Linked DNA regions of Mus musculus: all the other regions are linked to region 1. The links are chromatin loops, found by intact Hi-C in ENCODE. Cell type or tissue: heart. All regions are shown on one strand. Region 1 overlaps Etv6 (ets variant 6). Region 2 overlaps 4933406J09Rik (RIKEN cDNA 4933406J09 gene). Region 3 overlaps Etv6 (ets variant 6). Region 4 has its middle 74 kb from the start of Gm46977.

Evidence for each region. A loop is a pair of places that touch in the nucleus more often than their neighbours do. Peaks named below come from ENCODE experiments on the same cell type or tissue, not always from the same donor. Only the 100,000 strongest peaks of a DNase experiment are listed, where the experiment ranks them.
Region 2: a loop joins it to region 1, with 3 times the contacts of the local background. A loop is called at or near these places in 3 of 42 quality-filtered maps.
Region 3: it touches region 1 in a loop (6-fold over the local background); 4 of 42 quality-filtered maps call a loop at or near these places.
Region 4: a loop joins it to region 1, with 2.4 times the contacts of the local background. A loop is called at or near these places in 5 of 42 quality-filtered maps.

The regions. Positions count from the first base shown.
Region 1 is chr6:134,150,841-134,153,340 of GRCm38, reverse strand. The region is part of intron 2 of Etv6 (ets variant 6); the gene reads right to left. Among named protein-coding and RNA genes, the nearest start is that of Gm52920, 34 kb to the left of the region's middle. In heart, a CTCF peak has its summit at 1,362; a DNase peak (open chromatin) is centred at 1,290; H3K27ac peaks cover 2,385 bases.
Region 2 is chr6:134,388,593-134,391,092 of GRCm38, reverse strand. All of the region lies in intron 3 of 4933406J09Rik (RIKEN cDNA 4933406J09 gene), which reads left to right. Among named protein-coding and RNA genes, the nearest start is that of Bcl2l14, 6.5 kb to the left of the region's middle. In heart, a CTCF peak has its summit at 1,393 (motif pointing right); no DNase peak of the experiment used is centred here.
Region 3 is chr6:134,240,092-134,242,591 of GRCm38, reverse strand. The region is part of intron 4 of Etv6 (ets variant 6); the gene reads right to left. It overlaps LOC118027456 (a long non-coding RNA gene), which reads left to right. Exons shown (of 4, transcript NR_169154.1): 2 at 626-733. Among named protein-coding and RNA genes, the nearest start is that of Gm17089, 7.5 kb to the left of the region's middle. In heart, a CTCF peak has its summit at 1,392 (motif pointing right); no DNase peak of the experiment used is centred here.
Region 4 is chr6:133,959,567-133,962,066 of GRCm38, reverse strand. No RefSeq gene overlaps it. Among named protein-coding and RNA genes, the nearest start is that of Gm46977, 74 kb to the left of the region's middle. In heart, a CTCF peak has its summit at 1,174 (motif pointing left); a DNase peak (open chromatin) is centred at 1,186.

The DNA.
Region 1 (2,500 bases):
TCGTTGGTTTCCAAGGTCTGTAAGTTTTTGATCCTACTGACCTAGGCCTAACGAATAATGGCTGTTCTTACACACTGCCCAAAAGATGCTGTTATCTTTTTCTCTCTTAATTTGTTTTTTTCTAAAGGCAAAGAAAGAAGGAAAGAAGGAAAGGAAGGGAGGGAAGGAAAAAGAAAAGAAATGTAGGGTGCTGGGGTGTAATTTAGTGGGAGAGTAAATTGCCCAGGATGCACAAGGCCCTGAGTTCTATCCTTAACCCAACCCTAACAAAAGAGGGGGAAAGGAGGGAGAAGAAAAGGAGACACAGAGACAGACAGACAGAGACACAGACACACACAGAAAAAGAGAGAGAGAGATAGAGAAAGAGATGCGTACTCAGGAGGTGACAACAGGAGGATTACATCACGCCCAAGGCCTAGTCTACAAGGTGGGTTCTGGATCAGTACCAGGGCTATGAAGCAAGACCCTGTCTTAAAAATAAAAACAGCAACAAAGGGAATCTTCATATCAGTGTACAAGACAAAACCAAAACTCCGCTACACTGGCTGACTGAAGTGCAAAAAACTACACGCTCAGCACAAGACCGTCATCTGCCCAGTGCAGAGAGAGCTCTATTTTCTTGAACAAAGCCGGCTTCAGACCAGCTCTGAGATAAGAATAGCAGTTACATGGACTGCCTACAAGATTTTAAGGGGCAGCTAAAGGAACCAGCTGAAGCCATCTTCAATCATTGTTTTCAATCATGTCAAAAGAAGGAAAGAGATCACTCCTAAGTCTGGGCAGCCTCGGGCTTTACCATCACCTACAAGGAGGCTCCAAGCACTCCTAGGATGGGCGAAGCTGGTAAGGAAAGGTGACAAGAGGCAGGAAGGATGCCCCAGGCCTCCCCGAGACTGCTCGAAGCCTGTTAAAGACAGAGATGGTGGTAGCTAGTGGTGGGGGTGGGAGAGGGAGCATGTGGGAGACTGTGAAGGAAGGTGTGGGGGGACAGATATAACCCAGCATATAGAAACCTGTCAGGATGGGATTTATTTCTGTTCTGTGAGGGGGTATAATAGGGCTTTGCCTGCACTCTCAATAGCTGTTTTGAAGTGAACCCGGCTGGTATATCTTTAATTTGTCATTTCATTATGAAACTGTTTCCCTTCCAAGAAGCCTTCACGTCAGGAAGCTCTGTCTGCCCACACAGGAAATTCCTTTGCTTCAACTTCCCCAAAAAGGAAATTTCCCTCAGAAGTGAGCCCAGCATATGCCTTTGAACAAGGCTGATTCAAGAAACTTTGGCAGCCGAATCCCAAAAACACCCCTGGCTTTCAGCTGCTGCCGGGACCCAGGGATAAACAGTTGGTCTCTGGGCCAGTGGGTGGGGACCCCACCAAAGCTCTCCATTCTCTGATGCCGCCCTTGTCCTCTACTGCAGCCTGTGGGACGTGGAGAGCTTAAATCTGCCAGGAAGGATTGAAGTATCTGCATCCAGATCCACAGAGACAACAGATAGACCACACACACACACACACACACACACACACACACACACAGACACAGACACACAGAGGCATCCCAAGACAGTGTCGGCACACACTTATCAGGATCGCACATAAGATTTCAGATTTTTGCCAGAGAGGACAGGATTTCAAATGAGTAGAGCACACATAAACAACATGGTAAGTAACAGACTCCCAAAGGTGTCTATCACTCAAGAACCTTTACCTCGGGTGATGGGATTTTCCACATAACTTTTCCCAGTGAAGATTCTCGGCGAAACATGGGAGGCGGGAGATGGGGGGGTGGGGACGGGACGTGGGGAGTATCTCCAACCACATCCCTGTAAGAATTAATCTCTCAGACATCGTGAGAACAGCTAAGTGGTGAGAATCCAGAGCAGCTGTGCTATAGAGAATTTTATGAAGCTTCTGAAGAGAGAAGCTGCCAAACTTGCATTTAAGTTTTTAATTTTCCATTTCAAATCACTTTATTTAAAAAAAAAAATCTGTGCAAAGGACGGATCTATCTAAAGCACAAAAAGAAGAGACGGTGTTGAACCTCAGACTGGGTGTCAGGCAGTGGCCAGTGAGAGACGGAGACAGATGAGGAGCTAAGGCGGCCCTGGATTTTCACCCTGCAATTAGAGGGCACTAGAACGGCAGCCTGCTCAGAGCTGATCTTATTACACTATTTATGTGCCAGGGCTCTGAAGAGATATTATTTACCAGGAAACAGAGCCGTATTTAAGAGACGGATGAGAATCATGAAGCTCACTGAAATCTCAATATATGAACCTTGAGGTTTGGGGTTGCGGTAGCCATTTGCTGTGAGGTGGTTTTTTAAATGTTTACTTTGGTGAGTTATCCTATTTTTCTGAAATTTATGAAGTCTTAACCGCAGTTGAGTCTCAGAGGGAATGTGACACTGTTTTTCATTCTTTTCATCTAGATAATAGGGCTTTGGTTTATACTGGGAAGGAAGGAAGACAGAGTCTGAGAGGCCACTGGACTGGCTA
Region 2 (2,500 bases), 240 kb before region 1:
GGCTGGGACACGAAAGTCCACTCAAGGTGACTACAGCTAAGGAATCCTTTGTATCTTGATGGGTCTTGTTAGAGCCCTGAATACAGTAACCTTGGGACCTTTGTTTATGCCTTGTTTGTTCCCTGACTACTTTGTTTATGCCTCAGGACTGGCCATTTTCTTTGTATGTACCTAGAATGATATAGAAGCAGACTAGAAAAAAAAATAACCCCCCTTCAGCCTCAGCCCTGGCTGGAGTCCTGCTATAGTGTTGTCTAGTTGTCTTTTTCTTTTCAACCCTCCCTCCCTCCCTTGAGACCCTGTTGGCTGACTGAGCTGGCTTGATCACTTCAACTATTAAACACATTTTAGGAATTCAAGCAGAGAAGGCGCCTCCACTCCACCCACTCTCAGTTTTGCTCCCCCCGCCCCCATACCAATTTTCTTGCTTCATAATCTTCCAAGGTTTTCTGTCTTCCTCTCCCATAAAGAAGTTTGGCCATTCTTTTTTTTTAGACAGGGTTTCTCTGTGTAGCCCTGGCTGTCCTGGAACTCACTTTGTAGACCAGGCTGGCCTTGAACTCAGAAATCCGCCTGCCTCTGCCTCCCGAGTGCTGGGATTAAAGGCGTGCGCTACCATGGCCAGCTTAAGTTTGGCCATTCTTATAGGGATGTCTTGCTGGAGAAAGCTTCTCTTCATCTTCCTTCATCTGACACTCTTATGATTTCATCTTAATTCAGGAAGGACTGTTTTTGTTGGATACTGGCCTTTCTGACTTGTCTGACATTTGTAAATTTGGTTGTGAAGCAGAACTCACAAAGTTCCTGCTTTAGAGATGAATATTGACAGGTGACACATTTTGAAAACGTGGGATTTATGAGGACAGTAGAGCAGGATTGTTAATAAGCCCGCAACACCAAGGTCCAGAAAGCCACCCACCCAAGGTCACGGTGGACATCAAGGACAGAACTCACTTTCCAGACTGCTCAGTCAGCAACAGTGTGTCCTGGCAGGCACGGCAGCTGCTCACCACCACTGTGTTTCATGGCTATGGAACCCAGAATGATAGTCAAGGGCACCCTAAGGACCCGAGGACTCATGGTGAGGGAAGGGGCACCATCCATCGTGTCTTACAGCGCAGAAAGTTCTTTCGTGCTGCCATTTGTCAGTTACAGAACCTTGGATTCAGAAGATGTTAAATACTTGTTGATTTGAACAAAGCACTATGGCTTGCTTATATATTTGTGCTTTGTGCTTGTGAAAAGACAAGGATTTTTCTTTGTGAAAAGGAGATTTTTTTTTCCAGTCGCCATCTCAAAGTGGCTGAGTTCGCAGGAGACAGACCACACGGGAGAAAGAATCTATCTGTACCTGTCTGGAGCCTTTCATAAACACAGGACAAGGAAGGAAACGGTGCCGTTCAATTGTGGCCACCAGGTGGCGCTACACACACGCTGTCGAGTCCAATTTTCTAGTCCTTGAGGATTTTTTTATTTACCAAAAGCAGGTGTGTGTGTGTGTTTGTGTGTGTGTGTTTGTGTGTGTGTGTGTGTGTGTGTGTGTGTGTGTGTGTGTTTAAAAACTCCACAGGTCCTGAACGTCTGTGCAGAATAGTAGAGATGAATGTAAGTGGGAAACTCCCAAAGAACTTTAGCTATCTAGTTGTGTAGCAGATAATCCTCTAATAAGTGGAGAGAATCAGGAGTCTGGCACAAGAAAGCGCTGGCATTCTAGGCTCACACTCCTCCAGGACTTGGGCTCCAGGGTTGGCAGGTCACTTGTGTGGACCCTGTTTCTACTTTACATCTTTGGGAGAATGGCGATTTCCACTTTTACTTAGGAAGCCTTTTCCTTCTAAACTTGTTTCATTTATTGAATTTTTTTTCCCCTTCCAGGACAGCCTGGAGGTTTCGAAGGAGGGATTAGACAAGGCCATGTCCGGTAGTTCCTTTTGGGGAGAGCTCTGGAACACCTAGTCTTATCCATCCCTCTGAAGGAAACTTGTGTAGGCACATCCGTGCTTCTCCGCATCCTGAATCTCCTGGTCTATTTAGCAAATTTGCTCTGAGGAGGAGAAAACCCAAACCCCACGCTTCCATCCCCAGAGCCCTTTCTTGGTACCACAAGAAACAAGTGAGTGTTGGCTCTCTGCCACTTTGATTGTAAGCCAGGGACCACTGCACCCGGATGCCCAGCAGTGATGACTGCTGAGGTTGCCAGCCCTGGGTACGCATTAGTGGCTGGGCCCGACTCCCGAAGTTTCTGCTGCGGATGCCGCTGGCCTGGAGACCAAACTTTGATGATCGCAGGGCAGAGAGCTGGTGGGGGAGAATCTGCAGCCAGAAAGAGCTGATGGTAGCGGCTTCGCTGAGCTTTTTCTCCGGGGGGGGGGGGTTGTTGTTCATTCAAGGATCGCAAATCACTGCGGAGTGCCTGTCCTCCGAGAGTACTGTACAGCGTTCTTTCTAGACCAGTGCCTCCGGACTTAGCATTGCAGTGGGATGAATACGAGCTGACTCT
Region 3 (2,500 bases), 89 kb before region 1:
CAGTGTGAGCCAAAAAGGCTTTCCCTTTAACATGTTTTTGTTTGCCATCTTGCCATAGCGATGAGAAAAGTAACCAATATAGAATCCCATGTAGACCAGTCTAACCTCGAAGTCACTACATAGTTAACAATGACCTTGAATTCCTGATTCTCCTCTTTCTATCATTTTTACTTGAATTCATCCAAACGCCCCAATTCAGTCACAAATAAACAATGAGGAAGTCCAAAAAGGTTATGGCAAACATCTCACGATCATATATCCCATGTCAACATATATCTCATGTCAACATTACATGTCACCCTGCATCATCCCCAGGTTCCATGAAACGAGTCAGGGGACTCACCAGCCTCAGGGCACTGTGTTTCACAGGATTCCAGAGAGAACCACACCTCGGTAGTTTTGTAAAAGAGCCAAACAAAAGGCTCCAGTGAAACATTCATGAGGTGGAAGTATATTTCATACACACACATCATGTCCTCTTAGCCCTATTATTGGGTTCCCAACTGTGCCTTCCCACTACCAAGTTCGTATGTTTTAACTTCCAGGCTCCCAGAAGGTGGCCTTTATGAAAAGGAGATCCTTGAGGACATAATTAGTTAAGAGGAAGCCATTTTATGTGTTACAGGTTCCAGCCCACTGTGGGCAGCACCATTCCCTGGTCAGATGATCCTGGGCTATATAAGAAAGCCAGGTGTGAGCCTGCGAGAAAACCAGCAATAAGCACACCTCCACGGTTTGTCTTCTTCTTTTTGTGAAAGAAAAATAGGCCAAGTTTAGTGAAAAAAACTGGGTAGGCTAGCTATAAATCTTGGCAGCTGCCAGGAGAAGGGGGATGGAGAGGGGAAGGAAGGAAAGCTGCCATTTGCAAGGGAGGGCAATAAGCACTCGTGTGGCTTCGAGAGGGCTTCAGAATACCAGAGAAAACATGCTTAGCCCTTGGATCAGTAACCAAAAAAGGTATAAAGAGAAGTTAAAAAGAAAAGTAGCGCTCTTAGTTCTAACCCAGAAAAGTGAGCAAAGTGCATGGCACAGTATACACAGAGCTGTCTGATGGCACAGTCTCCACAGAGCTGTCTGATGGCAGAGGCTCCACAGAGCTGTCTGATGGCACAGTCTCCACAGAGCTGTCTGATGGCAGAGGCTCCACAGAGCTGTCTGATGGCAGAGGCTCCACAGAGCTGTCTGATGGCAGAGGCTCCATGTGACTGCCTTGCCATGCTTTTTGCATCAAGTTCCGGCTATGACTTCTTTCAGTGATGGAAATGTAACCTGTTAGCTGATAACAAACTCTTTTCTCCTCTCAGTGGTTATTTTTATTTATTCGAAAATTTTATGTGTATGGGTGTTCTGACTGCATGCCTGCCTGTGAACCACATACACGCAATGCCTACGGAAGCCAGAAGGGGGCACTGGATCCTCTGGAATGGGTGTTACAGACAGTTGTTATCTGCCACATGGGGACTGGGAACTGAATTTGGTGGGTCCTCTGGAAGAACAGCAAGGTTTCTTAATCAATGAGCCATCTCTCCAGTCCCAGGGTTTTAGGCCATGGTGCTTGTCACAGCAACAGAGGGGAAACAGAATATCTTATTATTCAATATGACTGGTACCCTTATAAAAAGGAGGTTGCGGACATGGACACACAGGAGGAATGCTACGCCAAAGGCAAGGCAGGACCTCCAAGACAAGCAACACTACAGATTAACTGCTCACCAGACCTCTGTAGCTAAGACTGACTCTTAGACCTGGTCCTTCCCTCAGCTTTCATGGAAACCAACCCTGACCATGGGCTTCCAGAGCAGGGCATACTGAAGTGCTGTGTCTACAGCTGCCTGGTGTTGATGTTCGTTATAGCAGCCTAGCAGAATGCTACACTTCCCTGTCCCCAATTGCTTTTCTTCAAGGTTCAGTTTCCGCTTGGTCAGAGACCATCTACTGACCTTTTACCTAGCCACCTCCACTGACTTCCCCTTTAGGGCCTAAAGAAGTAAATACCTCTGGTTGGAGGGAATAGTTCAATAACAACGAACTCTGGGCTTTTCATAAGCATTTGGTAACATGGGCTGAAGGAAACAAAAAAAACGGTTCACTCATCTTCCCTCAGGCCAGGCAGATGCTGCCTGCAAGTGGGCTGTCTCCTCCAGTGGGCCAGCATAGATCATGCACACATTTGCAGACACACTCAGTGGTGGAGTCGAGAGGCCTCTCTAGGTTTCAACACAGCAGCCGAAAGAAGCGATGTAAGGAACCAAGGGTGCAGGAGTAGGGTGCCAGCTGGAGACGGCTCAGTGGTTAAGAGCCCTTGCTACTTCTGCAGGGGACACGTGTTCGGTTCTCAGCACCCACAGGGTTCACAACCATCTGTAACTCCAGTTCTGAGGGGATCTGCAGGCATTGGGTATACATATACCCAATATGCAGGCAAAACACTCATGCGCACAAAATAAAATAACTCCTCAAATAAACCAAGGGGAGCTCAGAGGGAGTTTAGTTGAGGAGT
Region 4 (2,500 bases), 190 kb after region 1:
GAGTTAGCCTATGATTTTCTATTGGTTATTGTTGTGTGTGTTTGGTTCGTGTATTACTAATATCAGCTCCGTACAAGATGTATCTAGACACTGCTGGTGAAATTGTAATTAGGCCTGCTACTGTGGAAGTCAGAGCGGCAGTTTCTCAAAAAGCTAAAATTAGATACAGGATGACCCAGCTGTACCACGCACTCGTGACGTTTACCTGAAGAGCTCCATCACAGGGACACTTGCCCATCAATGCTCGCAACAGCCAAGTTCTAGAACCAATCTAGGGGTGTATCAACAGAGGAATGGATAAAGAATGTGATATACATATATAAAATAAATTATTATACATATAATTTATATGTAATAAATATATTTCAAATTCATATAGATGAATTTGAAAAAAATTATGTTTGCTAGTGCCTGCATGGATGTGTGCACATACACATGTGAGTGACTTTAACCTAAGACCTCCTGAAAATATTGGGTCCCTGGAGCTGTAGTGGGTTTTGTTTTGTTTTGTTTTTCAGCCACAGAAAGGAACGGAGTTATGTTCTTTAGAGCAAAATAGATGCAAGGAGAGATGACCATAATAAGTGAATTAAATCAATTCTAGAAAAAACAAATATCACTTCTTCTCATTTGTCCTTCCTAGATTGTATATAGACCTATCAATAAAACATCATTTATTTGAATGTGGTGTTGCACAACTTTAATCCCTGCATTTGGGAGGCAGAGGGAGACTTATCTCTGTGAGTTCAAGGCCAGCCTGGTCTACATTGTGAGTTCTAGGACAGCCAGGGCTACATTGTGAGACACAGTTTAAAAATAAAATCATGCGTGTATGACAGGTAAGTAGAAGTGAAACTGCCTAGGGGAGCAAGAGGGACTAACAGAGGGAAGAGGGGTTAAGAAAAGTAGGGTGGGAGGCCTGAGAGGTATGCTCACAATATATGAACACATACACAATCTACAGTTTCTAACTAAAACTCAATAAAACGGCAATGCTACTGATGGGATACGAAAAGAATATTAACATTTCAAATGATGACGTTTTCTAGCTTAGATGAGTTAGTTCTTCATTCATTGATCATTCAATCAGTCAGTAAATGAATCCACCATATGTGTTAATAACTAAGTGAAATCGGTCAAAGTGGGGTATGCTCTCAGTTCAGTTATCTCCTGCTGCCACCTACTGGGCATATCCTTTGCTACGACTTTCAGATACCCAGAGTTTCTAAGAGGAAGTTGGAGGGAGTCTACTATTGCTTGCTGGACCATTGCAATTTTTTTCTTCCATTTTTACATGTGAATTTTAGATCATTTTACGGTTGGTTCTTATTTTAACTGTACACGTTTCTTTATATAAGGCAAAATGACCAGATCAGTGTAGCTAATGTTTGCACCTTAAACATTTAACAATTTTTAAATTAATTCCTAATAATTGCACATAATAACCACAGTATATTTATAGGGCGCAGTGTAGTGTTTCAGTACATGTGTCCATATTCTCTTAAGCACAGCTCTCGTCACCTCCACCCAAATCCCTGGGGCTCCAACACAACTCTTGCAGCAGGAGCAGTTGTTTCTCAATGAGTCACTGCCCTGTGTGCCAGGGCAGCCACTCTGTTCCTCTCCCTCCCCTAGAGTTTTCCTAGTGAGCTTCTGTTTGAAGAAAGTTTTGACTTGCTTTGGCTTCTTTCCATTCTGGTGGGAGTTAGAATTTCTTGCCAGGACAGTAGAGGTGTGTGCCTGGATTGCCTAATGCAAGCGAGAGTCAGAGGCCTTTGCAGCGGGCACTCCCAACCAAGTTTGAACCCTCTCTTACTTCTGAAAGGCAACCATGTCATGGAGGTGGAGAGGAGTTAAGACCTTCTCATGGTCAACTGGGGTGCTTTAAAATGCTGTGTGGAAGTTGGGACACACAGGATTCGGCATTCGATGGCTCATTGGCTCTGCATCATCAAGTCTCCAAGTAGGTCAAATACATCACGGGATGGTTTAGTCACAGGAGGAGATGGACCAGTCACCCGAAGTCCGCTGCTGACTCGGATGCCTCATTCTCTCCTCCTTCAAGCCAAGAGCTCCCCAGACATTGTTAATGTTTTATGTAGAAAGGATTAACCAAATGTATACTAGTTGTATTAACCAGATGTATAACTTCGGAGGAAACTGTCTCCCATCGAGTGTTGTCACACCAAAAGTCATTTTGGACTTAAGAGATAAGATTAATTGATGGAATACTAAACATCCTTCTAGAAATATTTCCAGTCCCTTGTTGGCTGAGTGCCAGCACTAATGTGCCTGAGGCAGGTGGATTGCAAGTTTGAGACCAGCCTAGGCTATATAACAAGACTGTCTCTTAGGAAACCAAAATGCAAGTAAAATAATTTAAAAGATTTATTTTATTTTTAAATATAACATGTGTCTATGTGGGCATGTATATGTGATGAAGACACTCATGGAGGCCAGAGGAGGGTAGCCCCTGGAGATAGAGATACAAGCACCTGAC